Regions from separate parts of the Homo sapiens genome. Here region 2 is linked to region 1. Evidence: chromatin contacts called from ENCODE Hi-C or POLR2A ChIA-PET data. All regions are on one chromosome and are shown on one strand. Each heading gives the region's core, a stretch centred on a gene start or an enhancer-like site at or near the end of the contact. The rest is flanking DNA. Distances are from core to core; before and after follow the strand shown. Region 1 holds the start of ROBO3 (roundabout guidance receptor 3). Region 2 holds the start of PUS3 (pseudouridine synthase 3).

Region 1 (7,884 bases), core at 1,829-4,328:
CCTGCCAAGTTTAAGCGGGAGTGGCTGAACCACGCTTGGCGAGTAGACCGCTCCCTCGCCTCCTGCCCAGTGGTTTCCATCTCCACCTGCACTGGTTCACGGATCGTCCTTGCTCAGTGAAAGACCATAAACCGTGCACTGGAGCCAACAGTTTGTTCTTGACTTCTGCAAGGTCCTGGCTCAGTGAAATTGGGAATGTGGACTGGCTTGGGATCCCTTATGAAAGGCAAGACGGGAGTGACAGGGCCGGGCCTAGAAGGGCTTGTCAACCTGGATTCTATGAATCGGCACAGGGCCCTTCTTACTGACACCCCGGATAATCACGCTTCATTTCAAGGGTCCTGTGAAGTCACAGGAATTGAACGCAAATAGCAGTAGAAATGTTAGTAAGGCTCCTTTTCCTGACAGGTGCATAGTTTCCAATAGATTATTCTACTGATTGATGTTCCTCTACTTCCCCTGTTCACTCCGATCAGTTCATCCACATATTCTGTCCTACCTGTCACTTGGCCTGCAGACTTTGGCCTGTTTCACCTTCTGCAGCACGGTTAGGATCCCGGAGCCTGTTATACTCCGGCACTCTCAGCCCCTAGTCCAGCCAACAAAAGTGGATTTGTAACCCGTGGCGGCCAGTAGGTGCCACTGCAGCCTTTAATAACCTGCTGTAAAATAACCAGGGACCACTTCAAGCATCTGTTCTGCCCCCTGCCCCCTCCCCCTGTTCCCCCCTTCCTACCCTGTTCCAAAATCTGCAGGAACCTCCCGCTTCCAGCCCGCCTGTGAGATTGGGTTTCATTTCCTGCCCCCCCTCTTAGAAGTTCTGTTGTAGACAAAGCTGGACAGGCTGACCCGTGCTGGCGCTGTTCTGAGTTTATTTTAATTGCCTGGAGTCAAGAAGATCGATTTCTGTCCCACTTGGGAGAGTAATTTTCTCCATCTCCTCCCTTCCAAATGGAAATCTCTGCTTTTCACCCTTCTCTTCTCCTCCATCTCCTCCCATTCCCAATTTTGGAACACCCCGTGGTGAGCAACACTGGAGTGATTGAGAGCAAGTGTTGCTGTTGAACCAACCAGGGCTGGAATCTCAGACTTTGACGCTTCCTAGCTGTAAGAACTTGGGCAAATTATTTAACTTCTCTCAGTCTCAGTTTCTTTCTTTGTGATGTGAGAGCAGTGATAGGGTTGCTCTAAGACCATAATGTATGTAAAGCCCTTGGGGGATAAACGTCACTACTCTGCCATTATTTAAGGGCTTGTGTTCCCAGCATATGCACCTTATCTTGGCTCCTACAGTCTCTACCTGAATCAAATTCTACCAGGCCCCAATATTCTTTTTTCCCCTTGGTATAGCCCTCAGGTGTAATGGAAATGGACTGATCTGTTATCGCTAGGTTTTGCTTCATGCTGCTTTTGTGACGATTAGGGCACCATTCACTCTATAAAGCGTTTTCTCGGCGGCAAAATGTGTCTGTCAACACCTTCCTTGCATACCTCACTAAGTTTCGAGCTTAGATGAGACAAAGTATGGTGAAAACACTCTGTAAACGCGCTAGGTGAGCAGAAGCGGGACTCTGCGGGGTGCCAGCGAGAAGGGATCTGTGCTTAACCTCCTGGAAATCTAGGAGGGTCAAGAGGTTGGAGAATCGGGCTCCTCCCCCATCGTCTTTCTCCCCAATCCTTCTATACGGACCACACCCTTCTGGTCGGCCTTTTCCCCCTAATTCCTGTAGACACAGCTGCAGGCGCCCTTTCCCTGGAATTTCCCCCTCTACCCTTCCCGGTCTCAGGAGATGCTTCGACTGCAGCCTAATGAATAGCTAATGGCCATGCTAATGAGGCTCTGGGGCTCCTCCCTCAGCACCTGATGTGCCCCACACATGAACACACACATATTGCCAGGGTCTCCTTTCTCTCCACCTTCGAGTCCCCAGCACAGTGCTCGTCACTAGACTCGAGTGGGTCGAGGCAGAGGGATGGGGACCGCGTGCACCTGGAGGGAACCACACGCGAAAGCGCCCGGTAAAGCGGGGGTTCCCGATGCGGCAGGCAGGGGGCGCGCTCCGGCCTCTCCGCAGGCTGGCGGCGGCCGGCTCCCGCAGCTTCCCCGCGGCGCTAGGGGAGAGCGCGCTGTCCCAGTCATTTATTAATCACCGTAATTAGCGGTAACGACCTCGCCGCCAGCTCCGCCCGCCCGCCACAGCTCTGCCGGGGTGGGCCGGCTGAGAGTCCCGCCGCTGAAAGACAAACTTCTAAGTTTCCTTAAAATGATCGCCGCCCCTATCCCCTCCGTAGCAAACACATCCAGCATTTTGGCTTCCTCTGGTCCTAAGTGAGTTCTTGGGAAACTTCGGGGTTCCGAAGACCAGCTGCCTGGGTGGGTCACCGAGTGACCTGGCTTGGCCGAGGCCGGCGGGAGACTGTGCCCCCTCCTCTGCCCTCCCTGCGCTGGGCCCGGGCCTTTCTTAGCTCGGACTTCCCTGCCCGTTACCAGCAACGGTTCTTCTCACCTGGGGTGGGCGTTGTAGGGGAAGGGAAGGAGGTGTAAAAAGACTCAGTAGCCATCTTCTCCCAAGCCCTCGACCTCCCGCGGGTACCCCCACTCATGTGCTCGAAGCTCCAAATTATCCCTTAGACCCCACGACCCAGGGAGGCGCTGGGAGGCGCCACTCAATCCCGGACCTCGGGACAGGAGCGCTTCTCCTTCCCTTCCACGCCGCCCTCTCACCTCATCCCCATCCCAGGATCCCATATCCCCAAGAGGCAGGGTCTCACCGTTGAGAGAGGGATCGCCGGGAGGCAGCAGGGTGTGGTTGAGCGCCGCCAGCGAGGAGTTGAAGCCCAAGAGCAGCTCGCTGGAGTTGGAGATGTCCCCGGCCAGAGAGTCCGCGAACAAGTTCATCTGCAGCAGCGTTTTCAGCAGGTAGCGCAGCATGGCTCGACCCAGCTGGGATCGGGACTGGGGGCTGGGGGCCCAGCCCCTGGGTCTGAGACCCGTGGGCTGGGAGCCGTAAGCCCCTCCACAGCCTCTGCGCGCTGCGGCAGCCACGGTGCCGCTCTCCTGCCGGTGCGCCTGGGTACGGTCGGTGCCTCTTCGTGCCCTCCTCCTTCCCTCGTCCTTCTCTCCACCCCCTAGTGCCGGAGTCCCCTGGGAGCTGGGCAGGCGGAAAGCAGGTGCCACGCCGATCACGGCGTAATTAAGGGATTAATCCGCCTCCCTCCACCCTCCCACCCTTACCTCTACAGTCACTATCCGAGCAGGAGACACGAGTAGCGTAGCGCGCGAGTTGGAGTCCCCGCCCCGCACCCCAAGCCCAGCGTTCCGTTCTGGACGCGGCGAGAGATTTTCCCTGTCTCAAAGCACCCAAGATGAGGGACGAGGCTCTGTCGGACTCTGCCCTTCTGCCCAACTTTAGAACAGGAATCTGTCCTCTCTTTTCCCGAACCTTTTGGAAACTGAGGCAAAGCGCAAGCAATGCTCCTTGCTGCCAAAGTTCTGGTTTCCATTCCCTCCCAAGTCTAGGGGTTTGGCGACGGAAGGGCAGGAGACTGGGGTGGTTTGCAGCAAGAGTTGGGAGTAGGCAGAGAATTCCAAGACAGGTCCACCTCTCTGCCCTCTGGTCCTTTGGTCTGCAGCCAGGAGGCCAGAGGATGGAGCGGCGCGCCCTGACCCGGGAGTCCTGCTCCAAACGCCCTAATCTAGGAGTTCCTGTAGGAGACTGAAAGCCAGGGAAACCCAGGCAACTGTCATTTATTTGAATCCTTTTACATTACCCTGCTTTGACATTTTTTATTAAATTGTTTTACGTTTTTGAGGAGACTGAAATGGAACCAAGGATTCTAGGACAAAAACAAAGATAATATTATTTTTGTAAAGGCATGTGGGATTGCTGCAAAATTAGTGCAAATCTGTTCAAATCGGATAGCAGTCGTCCTTCCTGGGGGGGGCGAAAAGAAAACCATGGGCCCCTACTCCCACCTCCCACTTCCAGTCGCGGTCTGCTTCTGACTTTTCTGGAGTTCTTTCTACCTGAAGACCCACCTCGACAAACTCACTTTCCTAGACAGGAGATGGCTTTGGGGTATCAGGGAAAGAGAGAGGCCGGGGCATTCCTAACCTGAGGTAAGGCCCTGCTGATTGAAGAGTCAGTGCCAGAGTTCTGGCTCAGCCGTCAGGTTCTGGGATGAGACAACTTTCATGGGGCGACTGCTTCTGACCCCAAAGGGGTCGAGATCAGAGGGGTGGGTGCTATACAGTCGCAGACTCTGGAGTAAGCAGAATCAAGAATTGAAATATTTCAGGCAGAGCTTGTTCAAGGGAACCCGAGACATTGTCAAGGGGTGGGGGGCTTGTTCCAAGCCTCCTTCCTCAGTCCAGGCGCCTGGCTGTGAGCCTCCAACTATGGGTGTTTAGGTGCCTTCCAACCCTAGCAGTTCTGGGCGGGACGTAGAAAGGCTGGAAGCACTAGGTGTGGGGGAGGGGGTAGGTGGGAGTGGGGGTGGGGCCGGATGGACCCCCCACCCCACCGCCACGCAGCGCCCTGGGAGCTGTCCTTTTCAGCACCTCATCTGCAGGTGCCTGACTAGGGCCCTGGAGCCCCCAGGGAAGACATAAATCCGAGCAGACCCTGAGGCTGAGGACTGGGGTAGGTGGGAGACGGGCTAGAGACACATCCTTTCAAAAGCAAGAAGATAATAAGAGATTTGACGCCCCTCCCTTCCTCGCTCCAGGGTGGTATTCAGATAAGAGAGAAAGTAAGGGATGTATTTCCCACCCGAAATCTATCCTTCAGGAATGACCAACACAGAAGTGGGTTCTAATTCTACGTTTGCCAAGTACAAGACGTCACCGCTTTGGATCTCAGTTTTCCCATCTGTTAAGGAGGAATTGGAGTGCTTGATCTACTCTGACCTGTGAGATTCGAGGCTCCGGGGCCCTTTGCTCCGCCCCCTGCTGACCGCGGTCACCTGGGTTCCATCACAGCAGAGGCTGAATCGGGATAGAAACCCCACGTCCTGGTACCAGGCCCTACTCTGGGGCGGAGGGGGCCAGAAACCCTCCCACCATGCGGCTCCTGCCCGGTCCTAATGCCCTGATTTGCTCCCGGCTGGCCTCTCCGCAAACACAGGGCCTGCCAGCGTCTAGGGGCTTGTCACCCTGTTAGCGGATTTGTTCCCGGAGACGGCGCAGTTAATTGGCCCTTTATGTGGGGATCAGGGCGTATTTGCTCAGGGTTCCCTGAGCGGAGGCGCGGCTCAACCCGTGAGCAAGGCTGCTTCACAGTCCCTGTCACGTGGGTTTGGAGGCTGGACAAATAGCCGGGCCACTCTACTTTCCAGGAATCTGCTGTCTCTCCTACACTTCACCTCGTCTGGGCTCTCTCTAATTTTCACTCTCCACTTTTTCTTGTTTCTCTCTGCTCTTTCCTTCTTTGTACTTCTCTTTATCTTGATGATACTCTCCTTTTAAACCAAACTCAGATCTAAGCCAAGAGGGCTGAGTTCTCCCAACTGGGGATATCAGAGAATAAATACCTCCCAACCATAACCTAAGTTCCCTCCCTTTTCCTTCCCATTCTCTAGTGTCCTTACGGCCCTGGGCTAGGCAGAGTGGAGCAGAGAGTGGGCAGAGAAGGCCCAGCAGAAGTCACACCTCCCAGCTCTTCTGCAGCCCTCTCCCCACCTTCTCTTCTTTACTGAGGGTCAGACAGGCAGCCTAGAAACTGGCCCTGCCCCTGTCCACATCCAGCTTCTCTCCTGGCTACCCCCATAGGCAGTTCTGAAAGGGGTTTGCCTCCTACTAGTCTCCTCACTGCCTGCTCTGCTCTCTGAAAATTACCAAGACAACTCTTTGTCCTTTTTCTGGAGTGGGTATGCAACTCTTTGCAACTATGTCCATTTCCTAATTTGTCAACTGTAAGTGCCTGTACAGCACCTAAAACACTGAGTAGATGCCCTGCAATTGGAGGAGCCTCAGCCGGGGTGCATTCATTCTGTTGACTTATAAATTTCCACCTTGGGCTGGAGAAAGAGTCAGAGTTGGGTTTAGAGACCCTCTCTTCTACCACCTCAGGAAACTACTTCTTTCCCAGAGTTTTACCAACAATATGTACAGTCCAGACTTTAGAAAGGGTAAGAAAAAGAAACAGAGGTTTTGAAGGAGATTTGGCAGAAAGAAGAGAGAGTAGCAGGAAGCAGGGAGGTTGGGGCGAGTTGAATTTGTAGAGTTAGGAGCTAAGTTTGTTCTGATAAGGTTACAGCATCTGATGGGAAGAAGTGTGTGTGTGTGTGTGTGTTTGCGTGTGTGTGCATGTGTGGGTTCACAGGTAGAGCCCTAGAAAAGAGCCCTGGGCCAGGAGTTGATGAGGTAATATAGAAGAGGAATATTTCTTTCCTATGGTGGTATTTTGGGTGGGTGGATTTGCAGAGGAACATGGGAAATGGGAAGGGCAAGTGATTATGAGTAAGGCAGGAACCCTACACAAGAGTGGTGTTTTGGGAATCATGAGCCTCTAAAGGAACTCTCCATCCCACCCCCCACTGGTGTGTGAGTGTGTGTGTGTGTGTTCACGTGCTAGGGGAGAGAACAGCTACCCCAGGCTAACTTTCTTGGCCTAGTGCCAGCATATCGGCCAGAGAATGTGGCTGGGAATTTTCAGTGGCCAAGCTGGGGCCATATGGGGAGGCTTCTTGGTGGTCTAAAGCCTGCATGCCGGCTGGTAGTGGATGAAGCTGCTGGCATGTAATTGCCCAGGAGTGCAGTCTGAAGACAACCCCCCATTACTACCACTGCCTCCCCCCAATGTACACACACACTGTCCGGTCCATTTGCATCCCCCCAGAGCCTGTAGCCTGCCATCACTCTCTGCCTGGACCCCTTCCCAGGACATTAATACATATTGAGTGTGAGATTGTGTGTGTGTGTGTGTGTGTGTGTGTGTGTGTGTGTTTGCTGGGAGGGGGACAAAGAAATAACATCTGCCCCTTACCCCCACTAGGGTATGCCTGTGAATGGCCCAGCAGGGCTGCTGGCTTCAGAGTGATGATGCCAGGGGGCAGCGACCCAGCCAGCAGGGGCCAGAGAACCAAACAGGAGGGGGAATCAGAGAGCAAAGAGCAGGCACCCAGCTGGAAAGCAGACAGCAGGAGCCTGCCCCCGGCAGGAGCCAGAGTGTGTTGGCTCAACCCCTATAGCTGCTGAGATAATAAGCCAAGGCCCCCTGCATGAAAGTCCCCCTTTCCCCACAGGGTTCCAGTGGAGGAGACTGTGGGGAGACACTTTGCAACACACTCTACCAAGACTGGAAATCTGGAGACAACTGGGCAGAAATGTTCACATCCCAATACAGATAAAACAAAGTCCAGGGAGAAAAAGAGCTTTCTTGGTTCTTTTTATAAAACTAGATACAGAGCAAGCTTCCATAAATATACACTTGGTGACTATACCTGATTAAATAGTTAGTCCTCACAACTACCCCTGCAGAGCCCACTAGCCTTCTCTCTCTCTCCTTTTGCATTACAGCTGCTGTAAGAAAGTACCAAAAACTAGGTGGCCTAAAACAACAGAAATGTATCCTCTCACAGGTTAGAAGCCTGAAATCAAGGTGTCAGCTGGGCCATGCTCTCCCTGAAGGCTCCAGGGAGGGATCTGTTCTTGCCTCCTCCAGCATCTGCTGATTACCAGCAGTGCTTGGCCTTCCTGGTCTTGAGGATTCATCACTCCATCTCTGCCTCTGTCTTCTTATGGCCTTCCCTGGGTGTGTGTCTCGGTGTCTCTTACCTCTTCTTATAAGGCCACCAGTCATTGGATTAGAGTCCAATTTAATCCAGCATGACTTCACCCTAACTAATTACATCTGCAAAAACCCTCATTTTCAAATGAAGTCA
Region 2 (7,884 bases), core at 3,268-5,767, 1.0 Mb before region 1:
TTACTCCATCCTTCTGAGGCAATATTTTAAAATGCAGCTTTCCTGAGGGTCTTAAGAAAAATGCCAGAATGAGGATAAATCAAGTGGACTACAACACTTCAACTTTTTTTTTTTTGAGACGGAGTCTTGCTCTGTCGCCCAGGCTGGAGTGCAGTGGCGCGACCTCAGCTCACTGCAAGCTCCACCTCCCGGGTTCACGCCATTCTCCTGCCTCAGCCTCCCGAGTAGCTAGGACTACAGGCGCCCGCCACCACACCTGGCTAATTTTTTGTATTTTTAGTAGAGACGGGGTTTCACTGTGTTAGCCAGGATGGTCTCGATCTCCTGACCTCGTGATCCGCCCCCCTTGGCCTCCCAAAGTGCTGGGATTACAGGCGTGAGCCACCGCGCCCGGCCAACACTTCAACTTTTAATGACATGCACATTTGTGTGTGCTTAATTGGTAGAGGACTGGTAGCCCATCTTAAATCATGGGTAGGCTTCTTCTACCATTTAGAAAATGTCTGGGAACTAGGATTTTGGATTTTTACCCTTTACATAAGTAGGTTTCAGTGCTTTTCTCGTTCTGTAAAAATACATTTTTTAGCGTCAAATGATAAATCCCTAGGGAATGCAAACCCATTTGGGAAAGTTATTCAGTTTAATATCATTTGAAACAAAATATAATCAGGAAAGTAAAAGTTTGTGACTTATCTATAGTGGGTGAAGGAGGATGTCTGGGTCATCAGAATCTGGGTTCTGATATGGAGAGGGGCAATCTGGCTGTGCCTAGCTTAGCTATCTATCCCCCTGAGCACTGCAGGATGAAAATATCTTACTATCAAAAATGTTCTCAATTTGCCAGGCAACTTGAGTATCCTAATGTTCTTCTTTAGAATATCCTTTTTTTTTTTTTTTTTGAGACGGAGTCTCACTCTGTCACCCAGGCTTGGAGTGCAATGGTGTCTCGGCTCACTGCAACCTCTGCCTCCTGGGTTCAGGCGATTCTCCTACCTCAGCCTCCCGAATAGCTGGGATTACAGGTGCGCGCCACCATGCCCGGCTACTTTTTGTATTTTTAGTGGAGAGGGGGTTTTCCCATGTCGGCCAGGCTGGTCTCAAGCTCCTGACCCTCGGGCGATCTGCCCTCCTCAGCTCCCAAGTGTTGGGATTATAGGAATGAGCCACTGTGCCTGGCCTGAGCTATATTTTGATTGCATGGAAAATGTACAAATCTCACTTTAATACTGAATATTAAAAATTAACTGGGCGTGGTGGTGCATGCCTGTAGTCCCAGCTACTCGGGAGGCTGAGGCAGGAGAATCGCTTGAACCTGTAAGGTAGAGCAGTGAGCCGAGATCGTATCACTGCACTCCAGCCTGGGGGACAGAGTGAGACTCTGTCTCAAATAACAAAAAAAAATATTGAATATCAGAAAACAAAGAGGAGATCCTGATGGTTTTTACTATAAGCAGATGCGTTTGTTCTGTGGTTTTCAGCATTTTTCCCATATTAAAAGAGTAAAAATACTCACAGCCGCAGCTCTTCAAATGTCTTTACTGAGTAAAGTGGAGAGCTGGGATCCTTCTGTAAAACTTCCACACGGTGACTGGATTCTACTAAGGATTGATGGATTAACTTGTTTAAGAGTGAATTAGCTGCCAAATCCACTAGAAAAGCAAAAATAAAAAAGAGGACATCAAGCTTCCTGAATGACATCAAATAAGTTGCTCTTTCTCTTTCAGTGGTTGTATACCAAGCAATTGCACCTACGCTCATTTTTCCTCTAAAAGAGGGTTCCAGAAAGAATGATATAGCACTGAGGATTCGTTCTTTATGAGGATTCAGTTTCTTACGCTCTGTTACTTCACCATCCTCTAACTTCAAAGTAGCCTAAGTCCATCTCCATGAGACCAAATCCTTGACAGATGGAAGTTCTGAACCCAATCCCTGCATATTCCATTTCAACTTCCTTTAAATAAATACACCTTACTCCTAATTTAGTGTGTCTCCTGATAGTCACTATAAGAAAACAGAAGCAAAGACAGGCCTTTTCCAATTGAGATTATATTATTCACTCACACTATTAAAGTTATAAACGGAAACAGAATGCTAGTAGATACATGCAAATGAATTCATCTCCTACCTACATCTTCTTCATCATCTTCATTGATGTTATTAATAGAACCATCTGGAAAGGATGGAAGAGAAACAATACAAGTAAAGACAAATGCTGAGCACAAATGTAAAGCATGCTATTCAATTTTTTCTTCCTGACTCTTCAGTGTCTACTGGCAAGAAGAGTCATTTCATGGAGGAATGGACGAAACGATTGGGAAGGTAATGGAGAGTGCTGAATGTCACACTAATGAATCCGCGGTGTTTCACTTGGCAGGGACGTGATGAAAGCAAAACAATACTTTTTAATCATTGAGGTCGCTCTGCTTTGCCCTAACAGCACTCACCTATGTTTCGGACTGCAGTACTCTTAATACCCCAAAGGTTCTTCCGGGGTTGGCTGAGGTTTGAAAACTATTGAGAGACACAAATTTCAACCAATATTAGGATGCAAGCCCTCAAGCAGCCCAGTGCTTCCCTACCACAGGGGCTGGGAGGGATTCAGGGAAGGACACCCGGGTATTGCTTCCTTTGCAATATTAGGTAGCAGCAGATTCCTTTCAAGGTTGGGTTTCCTGTATGAGTTACCCTAAAATTGGAGATTTTCTGTATTCCCTGTACATGCAGTTTCTCTTTCCTAGGCCTCTAGTTTAGAGTTGGGCAGTACTTGGGGCTCACGGCACCAACAAGGGGAGGGTGGCTAGGAAAGTGCGCTGGCAAATGGATGGAAGCGAGGTGAGGCTTAATGGGCAAATGGGCAGAGTAGAAAACTCGGGGTCTAGCTGGGACTACCAGCTGCGTTCCCACCCTGGATTTCCAGGGGTCGTCATTTTTGCCCTTTCTAACCAAAGGTCTTGCCTCTCGTGGGGGTGGGGACGGGGTCTCCCTCTGTGGCCCTCTTCCAAACCCTTCCCGCATCTCCCCTCCAGCATCTGACGCCCCACTTCGAACGCTCGCGGGCTCTCCCTCCCCTCCCAGCCGATCTCCCTCTGCGAGTGGGAGCTCCACCCCCGCGGCTGTGGCCCCCCGGCTCGGTGGCGGTTACGTGGCTGTTCAGCCGCTCGCTCTCCGCCGCCCCTGCGTCGCCTCCCCACAGTAACGACGCCATGGCTGCGATTGCTGCTCCCGCCCCCAGCACGTGCTTCCACCACCGGCGCGAGGCGGTGCTGGCCCCATCCGCTGGCCAATGGGCTTCCTTAGGGGGCAGGCGTCCGCGTCCGCGCCCGCGACCACCGCGGTGCGGCGCGCAGGCGCTGGAAGGCTGGGTGGCGCGCGGAAGGGGCGGAGGGCAGAGAGCGGGGCGGGGGGCAGAGAGCGGGGCGGAGGGCAGAGAGCGGGGCGGAGGGCAGAGAGCGGGGCGAAAGGGCGCGGACCGGAGGGCAGAGGGGGCAGCTTCCGCAGAGTGGAGAGCGCCCCCCGCGCCGCCCCGCGGCCCGCCGCTCACACAGCCCTCCAGGCGGGAGCCCCCCGGACTCCCCGCCGCGCTTTACGCCCCGTGTCGGTTTCCCTGGAAATTTCCGCCTCCACATCACAAGATGTCAGAAAGGTTAGCGAATTGGTTAGCAAAGTGGAGACAAAATCTGATGAATTTGATATGACGAATGACCTCGAATGCCACAGTTGCGGAAAGGAAGCAGAACTGTTCAAGCTCTAACTGCTGTTCCTGCCCTAGATACCTGTGATGTTCCACATAGGCTTTTTAAAGCTTTTATTCTGAAATGTGGTCTCTTGTTAAAAACATTACCTTTCGGTATAACCTCTACGTCCTACATGCGTTTGCATAATCCGGTATAGATCCCTGGATCCCTGGTACTAATGATTTAATGACCGCTCAATTTGGACGAAAGAACCAAATTCCACCTCCCCCCCGCCCCCCAGTTTTCTAATTGTAATTTTGAGATTTTGATCAGCATTTCTGGAATTGGGGGCAAAAATACAAAAACCCACACGAAACTGCAGTCATGATCTCTCCGTGGTGCTGAAGCAACGCTCCCCGCTCTGTTCGGTCACTCTCAGGGCACCTAGTCGTTTGTTTTGAGATTATCATATTCATTTCAGCTTTTAATTTGAATTCTAATAGTAAATGTTTTTGTCTCTCAATGGTAACTTTCTTCTCATTTAACTAGGTATAAAATCGAGCCAAGATCTTCAATCTTTTAGTTTTCGTATAAGGATAGCAGAATTTGAAAAATTACCTTTTTTCTATTATTTTAGCGTAGCACTACAATTCCTCCTTTTATTGCTGTCCCGCCACAGGCCCAGATTCTGCCCTGTGGGCGGAGAAACGGTAGCTGGACTAGAAAACCTCAGGTAGATTCTAGCACCAAGCTCGGTTCTCAGAACTACATTTCCCACAAACTTGGACTACACCTCCCATGAGGGCTCGGGCGCCTGCGCAGAAGACGCACAGTGACAGCTTCCTTTCTCGGAAACGCGGCGCGGCCGGCTGCCGGAAAGTAAGTGTGGGATTTTTGGAGTGGGTTACTTTCTGGGTTCCACAGGGGAAGGGACAAATGGACACACTGCTGAACGGTTGTCTGTTGTCTTCTTTTTGCCCTCTTTCACATACTTTGGTCTTTTCAGGAAAGCATTGCCGTATGGAAATGAGACCTCGCTTAAGACCATGTATTTTTCTTTTGTGCCTGGTACTTTCTGGAGCTCTCGGTGGAAACTCGCCGCAGTAGGGTCGTCTTTAATTCCGTTGTGACGGGAGCTTCAGTGGTACTTGTACTGTGGAGTACAAAAGTGCTCTGCTGCCCCACTTAGAATTGGGTGCTCATAAAACAGTAGAAGTTGAGAACCCAGGAGTATGTGGGAGGCTGTGGCAGCAATTTTCAAATTATTTTGGGGATTGCCTTACATACAGACCACGATTGCTTTCTAGTGATCATAGTGCGTGTCTGCTAATCCTTTGGACAGTACTCCCTCTTCTTCCCTTTGGATTAATATAAAGTTTATCAAGAGGAATGCTATTTATGTGTTAACCCACTGGTTCCTGAGATTAGGACTTTTTTTTTTTTTTTTTTAAGACTGTCGCCCAGGCTGAGTGAAGTGGCGTGATCACTGCTCACTGCAGCCTCTACCTCCTGGGCTCAAGCGATCCTTCCACCTCAGCCTCCAACTAGCTGGGACTGCAGGCGTGCGCCATCTTGGCAGCCTAGTTTTTAATTTTTTAATTAACACACGGTCTCGCTGTGTTGCCCAGGTTGGTCTCGAACTCCTGACTTCGAGCGACCCCCCCTCCCCCCCGCCACCACCCCGTCTTGGCCTCTCAAAATGTTGGGATGACAGGCGTGAGCCACGGCGCCTGGCCCAATGTATGGAACATCTGGTGATGGCCGTTTTAGTTTGTAATTGGTGCTTAGGGGACACACGAATTCCCTCTCTGTGGTTACTTCGCAGCCCTGGCCAGGGTGTTACTTTAAACGTCTGCTTGGGAACTCCTGCACTTCACCCTGAATTAGGGTAAGGTGTGCTGGAAAAAGCACTGTAGTGTACCAAGTCCTGTTTTTGCCACAAATCTGCCTTATGACCAACTAGACTCACTCCCTGGCCTAGTTCTTTAGTTAGCACGGGAGTTGAACTTTGGAGACTTTGGTAATGTTGGACTTTGAGATCCAAATAATCACTGGAGTGTTTTGCATGTTAAAATCACCATGTAATTTTTGACCTCATAAAAAGTCGAGGTATAAATACAAATTACCTTTAATCCCACTACTCGTTAGGTTTTGATCTTTCCCTGTGTGTACTGAGATCATCCTGTATAGTTTATGATACATTCATGTCACTTAATTTCACCTTCCCATATTACTTTCCCAAGATTCCCAATGACTATTTAATATTCTAATGTCTTTAAAGACATTTACTATTCCACTGTTGGTGGACAGTTTGCAGTTTCTACTTTTTTGCGGTGAGTATATCCTACATGTACCTGAGTCATTGATTACTTCTTTTCCAGACAAATGCCTAACAAATAGAACTGGGTGAATGTGTGAATTATGTGGCTTTAAATGTTACAGGGAAAATGATTTTCGCAGATAGTAACGGTCAAGGTCATTCACCTTTATGTTAGAACTTTTTCTCTGTGAACAAGCAAACTGTACTATCATTCTTCTGGCCTCTGGTGTTAAAACTGACAACTTTCAGATTTTAGATGGTCCCCGTTGGGTCAGAAATATCAAGAACAGATAAATTACAATTTAAGGTGAGCAGAATTCCTATTTTGATCTGCACCCAAACAGGCTAGGTTCATATTGGTATTTATGTTTGCATCTGATTCCAGATGTTACTAGTTTGAATTTCTACTGGAGTAGGAATACCCTTCCAAATGATGCATAATTCCTACAAAAATCTCAGGGGCAAATTATAAAAAGAATGGTATTCCAGAAATAACAGCTGGCAGGCAAAATATTAATGAAATAATTCTGAAATAAAACAAGTTTGAATCCTGTATGTTATATGGTACTGTTTTGGGGCATTTGTTAGAAAGTATTTTAAAGCTACTTGGATTTGTTGTACACCTTTAGTAATGAGGCTATCCATGTTGTTAACCTCTCCCATCCTTTAGGACTATGTAAAAGGCAGGTTTTTGTTCCTTCTTTTTTTTTTTTTTTTTTTGAGACGGAGTCTCGCTGTCGCCCAGGCTGGAGTGCAGTGGCGCAATCTCGGCTCACTGCAGGCCCCGCCCCCTGGGGTTCACGCCATTCTCCTGCCTCAGCCTCCCGAGTAGCTGGGACTACAGGCGCCCGCCACCTCGCCCGGCTAATTTTTTGTATTTTTAGTAGAGACGGGGTTTCGCCGTGTTAGCCAGGATGGTCTCGATCTCCTGACCTCGTGATCCGCCCGCCTCAGCCTCCCAAAGTGCTGGGATTACAGGCGTGAGCCACCGCGCCCGGCTTGTTCCTTCTTTTGAGCTCTCATCATAGCCCAGGTTCAAGATCATCTTAGGCAAGTATTTCATGAAATAATGTTCAAGTTCATGAATTTCCAAAATTCTTTAATTGGTAAGTGTAATGCCCAGCAACTTAAAAAACACACACTGAAGCACAGCAACTCATATTGATAGGTAAAAAAAGTTACAGGACACAAAGGGCCCTTACTAATTTGACAAAATAGAAAGACCAGGTCTGTTGTTCTTTCTCTGATATGATTTATCTTGCAATTGCTGGATTTGAGTGGCAATTTGGAAGTATCATCTGATACCAATGTGATATATAGCTAGGAAAGACCAATGATAGGTGAAGTCCTTACCATAAAATGTTTCGAAGAGCTTCTCAAGACAGTTGTTTCTATTTAAAAGGGAAGATATAAAGAGCTAGGTTATCTCAAACAATCCTGTGAAAGAAGTTTAAAAAGATTTAAGAAGGAGAAAGAGGGAAGGGAAGCTTCCTGGGTATGACACCATTTGCAAGGTCACAACGAACACCCCAACGGAGTGCAGACCTTTTCTTCTCTGTTGGTACTAGATAATTGTTTGGGACATATATATGCTGAGGTTTGGATTGGGGTTCTGCTCGACAAAGCATCTGCTCTCGGACACCCCAGCGTAATTCCTTTCTATGATCTTCACCAGGTAAACGTATTGAGTCCCAGTCCCGTTTGTACTCAAAATACCGGGCTACCCGGTCTGTCTTGCCCCGGTTTCGGCTTAACTGGTCCAGCTTTGGGAGAATAAAGGACTTGGGTCTGCTGGCAACAATCAGGTCTTGTTCGTAAGCTGGAGAGCCCATTCCTTCTCTTTGTAGAGAGCAAATGAGCTGATCTTGAGAAATTCCTTGGTATTCATGT

What was found. Hi-C counts contacts between places; a loop is a spot of excess contacts on that map. ChIA-PET counts read pairs that join two places held with the same protein, here RNA polymerase II (POLR2A). Pooled maps may share reads with other maps.
Region 2: a loop to region 1 is called in a pooled map, with 10 times the contacts of the local background. The contact joins the promoter of PUS3 here to the promoter of ROBO3 in region 1. A Hi-C loop is called at or near these places in 1 of 168 maps with a recorded cell type or tissue (naive thymus-derived CD4-positive, alpha-beta T cell) and 7 of 50 pooled maps. POLR2A ChIA-PET finds 5 or more read pairs at or near these places in 1 of 52 experiments (HEK293).

What each region holds. Positions count from the first base shown.
Region 1 is chr11:124,860,626-124,868,509 of GRCh38, reverse strand. It overlaps ROBO3 (roundabout guidance receptor 3), which reads right to left and starts at 3,078. Exons shown (of 28, transcript NM_022370.4): 1 at 2,773-3,078. The coding sequence starts at 2,932. RefSeq lists enhancers at 1-36, 2,086-2,762, 5,102-5,603.
Region 2 is chr11:125,899,839-125,907,722 of GRCh38, reverse strand. PUS3 (pseudouridine synthase 3) reads left to right here and starts at 4,517. Exons shown (of 4, transcript NM_031307.4): 1 at 4,517-4,553. HYLS1 (HYLS1 centriolar and ciliogenesis associated) reads right to left here. Exons shown (of 3, transcript NM_001134793.2): 3 at 7,077-7,884. The coding sequence ends at 7,455. It overlaps DDX25 (DEAD-box helicase 25), which reads right to left and starts at 3,215. Exons shown (of 12, transcript NM_013264.5): 1 at 3,143-3,215; 2 at 2,445-2,511; 3 at 2,126-2,170; 4 at 1,514-1,649. The coding sequence starts at 3,205.